Regions from separate parts of the Homo sapiens genome. Here region 1 is linked to region 2. Evidence: read pairs that join two places in POLR2A ChIA-PET (ENCODE). Cell type or tissue: K562. All regions are shown on one strand. Each heading gives the region's core, and the rest is flanking DNA. Links, peaks and the distances in the headings are about the cores only.

Region 1 (5,000 bases), core at 1-5,000, 570 kb before region 2:
AAGTAGACAACCATGGTTCTAATACAAAGGGAGGCTCTTTGGCCAATGGGAGAGCCTTGGTAATGGGTGTAATCATTTTGTGGGATATTTTAAATTTCACAGTTTTTTTTTTTCAGTAGCACTCTATATTCTGTTTGAATTTTCCTAGTATGTATATCCCTATTGTGAAGGAAAGTGGTCAACATGTGTTGTTTAAAGCAGCATAAAATAAGGTCTCATTTAATTGGAATTCTTAAAGAAGACCATTTTTATGTGTTTAACTATTTTTTTCAACTTTGTTATTAAGAAGCTTGTTGGAAAAAGACTTTTACCAAGTATCTGATGATGGGAAGCCAAGAAAAGCATTTTAATAGAACTGTCTCAGATTTACAATGCACTAGGGCCTGTAAATAAATTTTCCTGTCTTTAAGGTTTGGACTGATTTGCAGTTGTTTTGTATAGCTTCTGAGATCTAAATCCTCACAGTCCAGATGGAGAGACCATAAAGTTACTTTCCCTGGCAGCCTTGGTCTGTCTTGTCTGTGGGCAAATACAATTGAGTAGTATGTGGATCTTAGTCTGTATAGGTCACCCGTTTTACTGTGATGCCAGTTTTAATTGGTTTGGTGACTTTTCCAAGAGCAGCTCACCAAAGCATTCTTTAAATTTAGGAGAATTAGGGTCCCTAATTTCATAATGCAAATCTAAATTCTCACAGTCTAGATGGAGAGACCATAAAGCTACTTTCCCTGGTAGCCTTGGTCTGTCTTGTCTGTAGGCAAATACAGTTGAGTAGTATGTGGAATTTAGACTGTGTAGTATAGTCACTCATCTTATTGTGATACCAGTTTTAATTGGTTTGGTGACTTTTCTAAGAGTAGCTCACCTAAGCATTCTTTAAATTTAGGAGAATTAGGGTCCTTAATTTCATAATGCAATCAGTTAAATAAATATGGATTAAGGACTTGCTTTGTTCCTAGTATTGTACTGGCATGTTGAGGGAGATTTTAAAAAGGGTGGGCACAGATCCTGTCTTTAAGAAAGGCCCTCAGGTTGCTGGAAAGAGAACTTTCAGTAATACATAAATTATAAGGCCAGGAGTGCTGTGTACTCAGTTATGCTAAGGAGAGCCAGGAATGACCTCAAGATCAGAGTGGATCAGAAGGTGAAAGGAATCTTCACAACTGGGTAGCCTCAGATAGAGAGGGTGAACATCAGGGCACTGACTTCCACCAGGAGGTTCTGTGGAGAGACTAGTAGGTAAGAGGAGCATCTGGTGGCACAGGCACGGGAGGCAGGGGAGAGCTTTGAATACCAGCAACAGAGAACTTGGTTGAGAACTGAAGGGAAGGACGGTAACTAACAAGCGGAAGGTAATGAAAAGATTTGTGAGGCAAGGAGAAAGCAGTGAACATAATTGAAGAGATTTAGGAAAGAAATCAAAGAGCTGGAAGGGACCTTAGAAATTATTCAACCCTTTCCTTGTATTTTACAAGTGACAAGTAAGCCCTAGAGTTGCAGTAATCTTGAGAATGAATTGTTAGGCCTAGTCTGCAGCTGGAACCTAGGTCTCCTGACTCCCAGTCTGATGATTTGTTTTTTTTTCATGGTGTACTGCAGTATTTTCCAAACCGAAGGTAATGATTCATTAGCAGATCATGAAGTCAATTCAGTGGGTCACGACTGGCATTTTTTTTTTAATGAAATATAATAGGAAACTATTAGAGAGCTTTATACAGAGTAAGGGTAAATATTTCCTGTAGCTTTTGTTCCAGTAGTGAGTTGTTGCATAAAATGTATTTGTGTATTTCTTACTGTGGGTCCCAGTCCAGAAAGTTTGAGGAAAGTTGGTACTGGAAAGCCCAGTGGGCCTGTGAGTTGGAGAGACTTGAATTTGAGTCCTGCTCTGCCGGGTGTGTACCAGTTTTGTAGCTTCTGTTTTCTTACCTATAACGTGGAGCTAATAATAGTATGGAGTAGTTGTATTGATTAAATGAGATGATTGACTCAAAGCATGTAGATTCTGGCCCCCCACTCTATGCTGGCCGTCATTTGGGACAACTCCTCCTGGGGCAGCATTTAAGTATTAGAAGGAGCCTCCAAGGAATGCAGAGTGGTCTTAAAGAACCACAGTAAGTTACAACTACTGATGTATTATGCATTTGCTTCTGGGCTTGGAAACTCGAAAGAGAATTTATTCCTGTGGGTTCTGGTGTACATTTTACATCTTGGCATGGAAGAGGCTTACTTCTCTCTCTCTCCTTTTTTTTTTTTTGCGTGTGTGTGTGAGGATCAGAATGACTTGTAGGGAGATAAAAATCAGTGACTCTTTAGCTGACCTTTTTTTTTTTTTAATTCATTGGCACATTTGGATAAAGTATTATTGCTTTCTTTCCCCTTTCCAATGGAAAAAAAAATGGTACTGAGCCTTTTCCCCCTTCTAATCTTTTCTTTGCCTGATCATAATTTTATCCATTTTTTTAATTAAAAAAACTTGTAGAGGAAAGTTAGAATCAGAATAGATGTTTGAGTGGTAAACAGCTGAGGAGCTACAGTCTAGTAAGTATAAGCTAAAAATAAAGGACATTTTTATGTGAATTTAGGAGGACTGGTCACATACCTTTTAGAAATAGCTGTTCACATCCTGCAGAAAGGAGAATGAGTTCTGATATCTGATTTTCATGGTGCCCTCTGCCTCTTCACTTTTCCTCTTCTCCCCATTTTGCTGCCTCTGCCTCCCTTCCCCCATTTCTTTCTAGCCAGCTCCATCCCCTATTGGAAATCCCGCTGGAAAGGGGAGACGAGCTTCATCTCCCACATGATTTGGGCCAGGGGCTAAAGCACTCCCATAAATCTGCAGCTCATTTTAATGCCACGTTAAAACAGTGTGAGCGGCTGGTTTCCGTGGCCCCTGCCCTTTTCTTTATGGGCTTCTTTGGCTCTTCTTTATAAAGAGGCCCTGTGGAGTCATTTTAAAGTCCTTATCAGTTTGCTGACAGCTATATGGGCCTTTCTGCTGAGTCCAGGAGCTCAGGCAGGCGTGTGAAACTTCTGATATTAAAATTGAAGAAAAATGCCAGGCAGAAGGGATTGGGTGGTGGGGCAGTGGTGCAGAGGTGAAAGACTAGCAAGATAATTAACCTTTGCAGGTCCGGAACCTCGCCGTTGGCCACTGGTAGGGGCAGGGCAGGAAGGGTTAGGCAAAAGAGGGTTTTCCAAGGGCTTTTATTTTTATCCCAAGATTAGAAATGCCATTCCACTGGCAGTTTGTGCTTTCACGCTTCAGCAAGTGAGTTGGGCAACTTGAAGGGTTAGGGTGGCCAGGTTTGCAATGAATTTTTTCCTAAAGGCAGTCTGACTGGCTGGACCTCTGCTTGCGTGTCTTTGCCAGCTCCAGCCTGCTGTCTCTGCCTCCGCAGCATCACTGTTATCGAATTTAAAGGGACTTTCATCAGTCTGCTTTGCTGACCCTTTTAGAACAGACTGTTAACCCTCAATAATCCTCCCAGAGAGTTTCATGGAAACACCAGGCCCTCCATAAATGTCAGCCTGCGATGCTTGGCCCTTTTTACCCTCTCTGTTATAGAGAAGTAGACTAGAGGCTGCTCCTGCCTCTATCCTACCACTTTTCTTTCTTTCTTTGCTGGAAAACTGCAGCAGACAGCTGAGGGGAAGGAAAAACCATTACCTGGATCAAGGCCAGTGGTTTGATGGGAGCTTCAAAATCTTTGGCATCTCCTGCCCAGAATGTTTTTCCAGGCATTTTAAAAAGAGCATCCTTACTCTCCTTCTCCTTTAAACCTTCCAACTTTGACTTCCAAAGGGGGATGGATGGGTAGAATAAGCCCTTAGAATGTACTTTATATCTTCCTGCTCTTCTTCTAACTAAAGCTTTTAGGAAGAGGTTAGTAGTGATAAGCAAAATCCAATGGGCATATATATTTCTAACTACTCTGTATACAGCTTTTTGGCACAAACATGTTATTTTTCCTTTTTCAAGTGGACATGAGCAGTTTTGCAAGTGTGTTCCATTTAAAATAGTCATTTAACTTGAGGTTGAGGCAAAAGCAAGAATTTTTATAGTAAGTTAGTCAAACATATATAGCTGTTGATCTTGGATTGTCATTGAACAAATAATAAAATATACTGATTCATTTTATTACTCGTGTAGCTGTTGTGGGGAAGAGTACAGTCATCCCTCAGTATCTGTGGGGGATTGGTTCCAGGACCTCCTGCAGATACCAGAACTCAAGGATGCTCAAGTCTCTGCTACAAAATGGCATAGTATTTGCATATGACCTATGTATATCCTCCCTTATACTTTAAATTACCCCTAGATTAATTATACTTCCTAATACAATGTAAATGCTGTGCAGATAGTTATTATACTGTATTGTTTAGGGAATAAGTGAAAGGAAGAAAATTTTATGTATGTTCAGTACAGGCACAGTTTTTTTTCCGAATATTTTTGATCTGTGATTGGTTGAATCCATGGATGTGGAACCACAGATACAGAACCGCAAATACAAGGGACCAACTGTAATTGTACAAAAACCAAATGAGCAGCAAAACAAAGCAAAATGCCCCAAACTCCAAAGTGGTAGAATCACTTTTCCATACTTTTCTGATGACTAAGTTGATATCATCTAATTAGTTAAGTTTAATTTAGGACAGTGAACTGGGTGTTATTGCTTATACTATACTCTTAACAAACTAAACAACTTTTAAGTATGTTGAAAGTTGTCAGTAAATTTATGATCATGAACAATCTTCATTACATAGCCTTTTGAAGGTGGCGGGTAAAATGGTCACACTTTCCTCCTTGGGCATTTGTTGGAGAATAGTCTCTAAAGTTAACCATCGGTTTAATCCCTTGTCATGAATCCCCAATATGGGATATTGCTTTAGGAAATAGCCTCCCTAATAAAAGTGTTAAATGTTAATTTGCAGCCTATGTAAGAAATCTCTGATTACTTGGGGCTGGTTTCCCACAGGGTGGGACTATTTGACAAATATTTCTG
Region 2 (7,952 bases), core at 1,765-6,764:
CCCTATTTGAGTCTCTCTCCTTTGATGCCAGTCTTCCTGGTCTTCTGTAAAGTAATCGAGAAGGTCATTAGTCCTCTCTGAGCCACCTAGCTAGGAAGGGGTATGTCAGGCTCCTAGTGCAAGCCAGGGGTAGAGATTGGGGGTCTCCGTGGACCTTTCCCCCACTCTCTGTAAGAGGATGGTAGGAGGGAGATCCTTCCATCTCTGCTGTGTGTGTGTGTGTGTGTGTGTGTGTGTGTGTGTGTGTATGCTGGGGCTGTTAGGGGTGGGAGTGGAGGGAGGAGGAGGCAGCCTGGAGCCGAGTCCTTCCTGGAAGCCAGAGGCAGGATGCCAGAGGCATGTGTTCCCCAGCAATCCCCAGGCCCAGGGGAGGGAGCGCCAGACCTGAGCTCAGCAGGTTGGAGATGCACCCTCCAGCCCACCCCCACCCTGCCCTGCAAGAGGTCCTGCAGGCCTGGCCAGCACCCTCTTTCTCTCCCTACAGCGCTCCTCAAGGAACTGTCTGGCCTTAATAAAAGAAGTGAAACCTCCTCAGTCATGTTGTGACTTCCAGCGTCTCCCTTAATTCCCACACTAGCCCTGGGAGATGTGCATTGCCACGGGCCCTATTTCACAGATGGGAAAACCAAGACTGAGGGAGACTGTGGCTCATCCAGGGATGCAGAGCCAGGCACAGACAAATCTCATGCTCTTAGCCATGCCATACGCCATCATCTCCACCCCAGCCCTACACCTGGAGCCCCTACACCTGGATACCCCACATGTAGATGCCCCATGCCTGGGCATTCAACATACCTGGATACTCCATGCCTGGGCATCCCAGGCCTGGGTGCCCCACATCTGGGCATCTCACACTGGCAATGGGAACAGGCTGAATGGGGGCCCCTGCCCTGGAGACCCTGACAGCCCTGCTCCCAGAATCACTAACACTTGCAGGAGGGCCTGCGTTTTTATTTCTGTCTCCTTGGGCAGGAAACATGGCCAGGAGAGAGATAAGGAGGAAAGAAAGGAGGGGCAGGCTTCTCTGGAGCCAGGGCTGCTGCCTCCCCCTCCACACACAGGGCAGAAGAATAGAAGGAAGTGGCCAGAGAAAGGCAAGTGTCTGAGTCGGGGGGTAGGGGATGTGGGGCAGGGAGGTTATCATCTACAAATAACCCTATCTCCAGGACCCCCAGGAGAGGATCAGAAGGGGCTGAGGCCAGAGGGTCTGGGCTGTGTGGCTGAGGGGGTGGACAGGGGTCATCAGTGTCTGCCTGGGAGATGATCAAAGGGCCACACAGAGGACAAGGACATGACCCAGGACCCTCCCCTCTGCCTGCTGCTCTGACCCTGCAGTTGGCCAAGCAGGTTGTGCAATGACCCACCTGCCCATTGGATCAGTCCTCCCCGAATCCATCCAAACCTTCGTTCCCCCACCCACTCATCCATCCATCTACTCCTCCTGCCTCCCTGCCTCTGAGCCTTCCATTCTCTGTTCCTTCTGCCCACCACATCTACCTTTCCTCTTCTCCTTCTTTCCACTGCATCTACCTTTCCTCTTCACCTTCCTGACTCATTCTTCAGGTCCCAGCTTAGAAACAACATTCTCCGGGAAGCCTTCTCAAACACCCCCACAAAATCCAGTGTAAGGAACATGGCCCATGGCCTCCCACAGCCCTGGTCTTCTCTTTCTATGATACTTATGACAACGACAATTTCATACTCACATCCATTTCCCCTGCTACCTGAGGTAGCTGATAATTCTTCAGCACCCAGAACAGTGCCTGGCATACACTAGGTGCTCAATAAGTTCATCTGGCATCTTTACTTTCTTATCTGTGTCTCTTCTCTCTTCCCTGTCTCTCTTTCCCTTTTCAAGGTTTCCTGAACACCTACCTGAGCCAGGTTGGTGTTTGCCACTGCCCTTGAGGCTGGCAGAGCTAGCATGGGAGTAGATGAGGCAGTGGAGTGGATGGATATCCTACCCACAAATCATATGACCAAAGGTAGAGAGAGACTGCATTCTGTTTGGGGTAAGGGAGGAGGAAGAACTGAGAGTGGGCTTCTCGGGGGAGATGGCACTTGGGCAGTGGAGATGGCAGTGGAGATGGGCAGTGGAGATGGCTGAGGGGTAGGCTCAGGAGTCACACAGGGAAGCACAGGCAGCTTTAGGGAGTGGGAGGTGTAGGGAGGAAGTCTCCCTGAAGAGAGGGGGCAGAGTGAGAGTGATGCAGTAATAGCAGTATCGAAGTAGTGGCAGGGAAAGAGAGATGTGGGGGTGAGGCAGGGAGGGAGGGAGAGAGAGAAAGAAACAGAGATAGAAACAGCAGAGAGATGAGGGAGAGCTAGACAACACGGCAATGTGACAGAGAGAGAGAGCAGGACACCAAGAGACCCCATCGCATGCCCAGGGTGTGTGCTGGTGGAGGCCAGAGGACAGTCCAGGTGCCTGGCTATGGTGTGTCCTGCCTTTGAGAGAGTGGCAGGCCCTAGGCAGGGGTTGGGGGGGCCTGGCTGCTAATCTCCAAGAGAAATGGTCATGGCCATAGGCCTTAATGGAGTCGATGACTCACAGTGTGTGGGGGGGTGGGGAGGTGGGGTGGGGATGGGTCCCATGCCAACAGCTATGCAGGAGACAGCTCTGGCTTTGAGGATGAAACTCTGTAGCCAGGGCCAGTGCCTGGGGCCTGCTTGCTGTCTGGATGCCTCCAACATCGAGAGGCTGCCTTTGAAGGAGAGGCCTGGCCGAGCCCAACTCCTAGCCTCTGGCTGGGCTGTGTCCTCTTCCCGTCCTTCAACCTCTTCCTCTCCTGGACTGGGAGGGGTAATCTGGGGCCTTCCAGAGGTGGCCAGGAAATGGGAAGGAGGGTGCAGCACCAGTTTTGGGGCCCCTCTAAGGGTGAAACTGGGGTGCAAAACATGGGATCTGCCATGACATGGACATCAGGATGACTAAGAGGCCCTGGAATGTGGGGAGCAAAGCGAAAGGCCCAGGGATGTTCCTGTCCTCAGAGCAAACTGTTTGAGCCTGGCCTTTCTGGACCTAGATCTTAGCAAACCCTAGGCATTGTTCAGGCTCAGAGTCCAGGTAGAGCAGACTTGTCATCTGCCCTCTGGGAGGGCTTAATTATTAAAATTAAAACAGCTACCATTTATTCAGAACTCACTTGGGGCCAGGCATGGAGCTACGTACTTTACACAAAACACTGTGTTTGTCCCCAGTGACTGTCAGTTGCAGGCACAAGTATCACCCCTGTATTAGTTATCTATTGCTGTGTAACAAATCACCCCAAAGCTTAGTAGCTTAAGACAGCACTCATTTATTGTCTCACAACTTCTGTGGGTGAGAAACCTGGGCATGACTTAACAGGGTCCTCTACTTCAGTGTCTCTCACAAGGCTGCAATCAAGTCGTCTGCAAGGGCTGTGGTCTCATCTGAAGGCTTGAATGGGAAAAGATCTCTTTCTCAGCTTAGTCAGTGGTTGTTGGCAGAATTCAGTTATCTCTGGGCTGTGGCCAGAGGCTGCTGTTAACTCTTCATCACGTGGGCCTCTCCCCCACACACACTTGCTTTTTCAAAGTCCACAAGCAGAAGGTGGTAGAGTCTGCTAGCAAGGTGGAACTCACAATCTTTTGTAACGTAAGCAGATACAAAGTAACATCCTCAACATTGCTGTATTCTATTGATTAGAAGTAAGTTAGTGACTCAGTGGAGAGGATTACAAAAGGCCATGAACACCAGGAGGCAGGGTCACTGGGACCATCTTAGAGGTTGTCAGCCATGCCTCCATTTGATAGATGCAGAAACAGAACCATGAGAAGTTAATCATTCAAGGTCACAGCTAATGAGTGGCAGGGCCAAGATTTGGACATGGGTCTGTGGGACTTCCAATCTGTAGCAATGCAGAGCCCAGGCTCTGGTAACAGACTGGCTCCACCCCTTACCAGTGATTGATCTTGGGCTAGTTAGTTACCACTTGAAGCCTCAGTTTCTTCTTCCATAAAATGAGGATAACAATCATAATGATAGAAAATCTCACGTAGCACTTACTTTGTGCCAGGTACTCTTCATGTAAGTCTTTTTATGAATGAGCTCACTTGATTCTTACAAGCACCTGTAAGTATGAGCCCTCCCATTCTGCCCACCCTAAATCATACCATGAGATTTCCTTTTTTTGAGGGGGGAGGGGAACGAAGTTTTGCTCTTGTTGTCCAGGCTGGAGTGCAATGGCACGATCTCAGCTCACTGCAACCTCTGCCTCCTGGGTTCAAGCGATTATCCTGCCTCAGCGTCCCGAGTAGCTAGGATTACAGGTATGCGCCATCAAACCCAGCTGATTTTTGTATTTTTAGCAGAGGTGGTGTTTCCCCATGTTGGTCAGGCTTGTCTCAAACTCCTGACCTCAGGTGATCCACCTGCTTTGGCATCCCAAAGTGCTGGGATTACAGGCATGAGCCACCGCGCCTGGCCCAACATTTCCTTTTGAAAACTGTCCAGTGGTTTCCCTTCCCACTAGAAGTAAAAGCCAAAGTCTTTTGCTCCTTGCTCACTCCTTTCCAGCCACTCTGGCTTCTGGCTGTGAATTGTCCTCCCGGGGCTCTTGTGTGTGTAGTTCCCACAGCCTGGAGCCCAGTCCTGCAGCTGGGGCTCCCTCCTCACTTCCTGCGGCCTCTGCTCAAGTGTCATCTCTTAGAGGGCCCTGGGTCCCCCTGTTTAAATACCACTCCCCCTCCCATTTTCTTTATTTTCCCCCTTTGTTTTTTCCCCTCCTGTTTTCTTTTTCTTTTTTTCTTTTCTTTTCTTCATTTTTCTTTGAGACAGGGTCTCACTCTGTCACCCAGGCTGGAGTGCAGTGGCACAATCACAGCTCACTGCAGCCTCAACCTCCTGGGCTCAGGTCCTCCCATCTCAGCCTCCTGGGTAGCTGGGACTACAGGCGTGCATGCACCACCATGCCTGGCTAATTTTTTAAGAAAAATATATTTTCTGTAGAGACAAAGTCTTGCTATGTTGCCCAGGCTGGTCTGGAACTCCTGGGCCCAAGTGATCCTCTCACCTTGGCCTCCCAAAGTTCTGGGATTACAGGCATGGGTCACTGCACCTGGCCCCCGCTCCCATTTTCTATCCCCTTACCCCGCTTCTCTTTTCATCACAGTGCTGACGTTATATGATATCAGTTTTGGTTTCTTCATTGTCTGTCCCCCTCAATAGATTATGAACACAAGGACAGAGGCATTGTTTGTTCCACCGAATCACTAGTACCCAGAATAGTGCTGGCCTACCCCAAGGCACTCAATAAATATTTGCTGAATGAATGATTGGATGAATGCTAGCTTTTGGTCATTGAGGGTAAGGCCGTGAAAAGCACCTCTGACCCTTCAGTCCAGCCTGGCTGCACCTCTTCCTCCACTCCTTGCCTTCTCCCTCTAAGAAACTGAGGTGAGGAGGAATTCTGGGTTCTTGGGAATCACTGAAAAGAAGCTACCCCACTGTCGCTCAGAGCAAAGATATAGCCTGGCCCTGAAGGGAAGGAACTGCTCTGGTACCTTCCATCCATCAGTCCTGGCTGCCATCCACTGAATTTAAACAATTTGGTTAGATAGAGCAGTTATGTCCATTTCCAGCCGGGCACGGTGGCTCACACCTGTAATCCCAGCACTTTGGGAGGCTGAGGCAGGCAGATCACCTGAGGTTAGGAGTTCAAGACCAGCCTGGCCAACATGGCAAAACCCCATCTCTACTAAAAATACAAAAATTAGCAGGCACAGTGGCGCGAGCCTGTAATCCCAGCTACTTGGGAGGCTGAGGCAGGAAAATCGCTTGAACCCGGGAGACGGAAATTGCAGTGAGCCAAGGTCGTGCCACTGCACTCCAGCCTGGGTGACAGAGTGAGATTCCATCTCATAAATAAATAAGTCCATTTCCATTGTAGTGGCAGAGAATGCAACAATTAAAAAACATAAATGTGAATTCAAATGCCAACACAAATACTAATAGCTCATGTTTATTGAGCTATTACTAGGTGTGAGGGGCTGAATTCTCTCCTCCCCAAATTCATGCTGAAGTCTTAACCTCCAGTACCTCTGAATTTGACTGTATTTGGAGTTAAGGTCTTTAAAGAGATAATACATTAAAATGAGTCCACTAGGATGGGTCCTTATCCGATATGACTTATGTTCTTAGAAGAAGAGACTGGGACATGGACCCGCACAGAGGAAAGACTGTGTGAAAGCATGGCATGGAGACAACTGTCTACAAGCCAAGGAGAGAGGCAGCAGAAGAAACAAACCCTGCTCACACCTTGATCTCAGACTTCTGGCCTCCAGATCTGTGACGATGGAAATGTCTGTTGTTTAAGCCAGCCAGGCTGTGGGACTTGGTCAGAGCAGCTCTAGCAAGCTCAGACACCAAGCATGATGCCAGGCTGCGTGTGCAAATCTGGCCAATGAGGTACAAAGGCAGTACTAATGAGGTTTTCCTCTCTCTTATAAAGAAGCAGGTTGGATGTGGTGACTCATGCCTGTAATCCCTATGCTTTGGGAGGCCGAGGCAGGAGGACTTCTTGAACTCAGGAGTTTGAGGCCAGCCTGAGTAACATAGGAAGACCCTGTTTCTACTAAAAATTAAAAAAATCAGTCCAGCATGGTGGCGCATGCCTGTAGTCCCAGCTACTTGGGAGGCTAGGAAGTGGGAGAAGCATTTGAGCCTAGGAGACTGAGGCTGCAGTGAGCTATGATGGCACCACTGCACCCCAGCCTGAGTGACAAAGTGAGACCCAGTCTGAAAGAAAAAAAACAAAGGGAAGAGTCCCACTCTTTGAAGGCCTATGAACATTGTTGTTTGAGTATGCTCTGCCTGGAGCTGCTGCAGCCATTTTGCCACCATGAGGCAAGCAAACATGGATACACAGAAAGATGAAAGGTACCTGGGTCCTCGATGCCTCTGCTGAACTGTGAATTACCCACCCTAGTTCTGGACTTTTATTTATATGAGAAAATGGAAATTCGTTGCTTTTTAGGCCACTTTGAGTTGGGCTTTTTGTTACCTGCCTCTACACCAGTGTGGCACCCCAGTGACAAAGGCAGTCCCTAGTCATACCCCAAGGCCCTGAGAAGTGGAGTGACCTGTCTCACATTATACAGCATATGAATGGGGTTCTGAGACTCAGGCCTCATCTTTCTACTCCAAAGTTCAAGTTCTCTGGGCTGTTTCAAGCTGCCTTGGCCCTGAAATTTTGGATGGGACAAGACCCCTGGAATCTGAAACCACTTGGCCTCCCACATTGCCATGGGAAGCAAGGAGGACTCCGAGCATGGAACCAAGGCCAAGGGGTGGACATTTAGTGGGAGCAATCATGGACTCAGGGAGAGGCAGGGCTTGCTCAGAGTCAGGGGCAGCAGACCACAGAGGAGGCTGCCAGGGGAGGCTGTGAGCCTCAACTTCCTCCCCTACACATCGGAAATGATAATAGCGCCTACCTCTTTGGCTTGCTGTGAGGATTAAATGAGAAAATGCAAAATGCCTAGAGCAGTATCTGGCCCATAGTGAGTAGTCATAGGTCTTAGTTTGTACTATTACTTTGTGACATCAGCCTGTTTCCGTTTTGTCCTCCAGTCCCCAGCTGGGGCCCTGCCTCCTTCCACCTGAAGCAGCAGCATGAGTGGAAAATTGGCTTTGGGAATCTCTGAGTCCTTCCATTATAGGAATTTGTCCGGGTAGCAGAGCAGCTCTGTGATGTTGTGTATTGAAACCCAAGAGCCCCGCCGGCACGACTGGAATTCAGGAGAAGGGTCCCTCGGGATTCCCTGCACAGCCTGCCAGGCCCACCCACGCTCTCCTCACTGTGTCAGCCTGGCTGAACTCGGAGGGCTGGACTGTGATTAGAGGAGCTGTGGTTCCAGACGACGGTCACCCTCTTAGCTACTGTGTATCCAGCACCACTGTGTACTTCATTTCATTCACCCACTCAGTC

What was found. ChIA-PET counts read pairs that join two places held together with the same protein. Peaks named below come from ENCODE experiments on the same cell type or tissue, not always from the same donor. Only the 100,000 strongest peaks of a DNase experiment are listed, where the experiment ranks them.
Region 1: POLR2A ChIA-PET joins it to region 2 with 5 read pairs; 2 of 35 experiments call an interaction of 5 or more read pairs at or near these places.

What each region holds. Positions count from the first base shown.
Region 1 is chr11:44,136,880-44,141,879 of GRCh38, forward strand. The region is part of intron 7 of EXT2 (exostosin glycosyltransferase 2); the gene reads left to right. Among named protein-coding and RNA genes, the nearest start is that of EXT2, 44 kb to the left of the region's middle. In K562, for the core only: no CTCF peak of the experiment used is centred there; a DNase peak (open chromatin) is centred at 2,962.
Region 2 is chr11:44,700,462-44,708,413 of GRCh38, forward strand. LINC02704 (long intergenic non-protein coding RNA 2704) reads right to left here and starts at 898. Exons shown (of 3, transcript XR_931234.3): 1 at 796-898. RefSeq lists an enhancer at 7,890-7,952. In K562, for the core only: no CTCF peak of the experiment used is centred there; no DNase peak of the experiment used is centred there; H3K27me3 peaks cover 548 bases.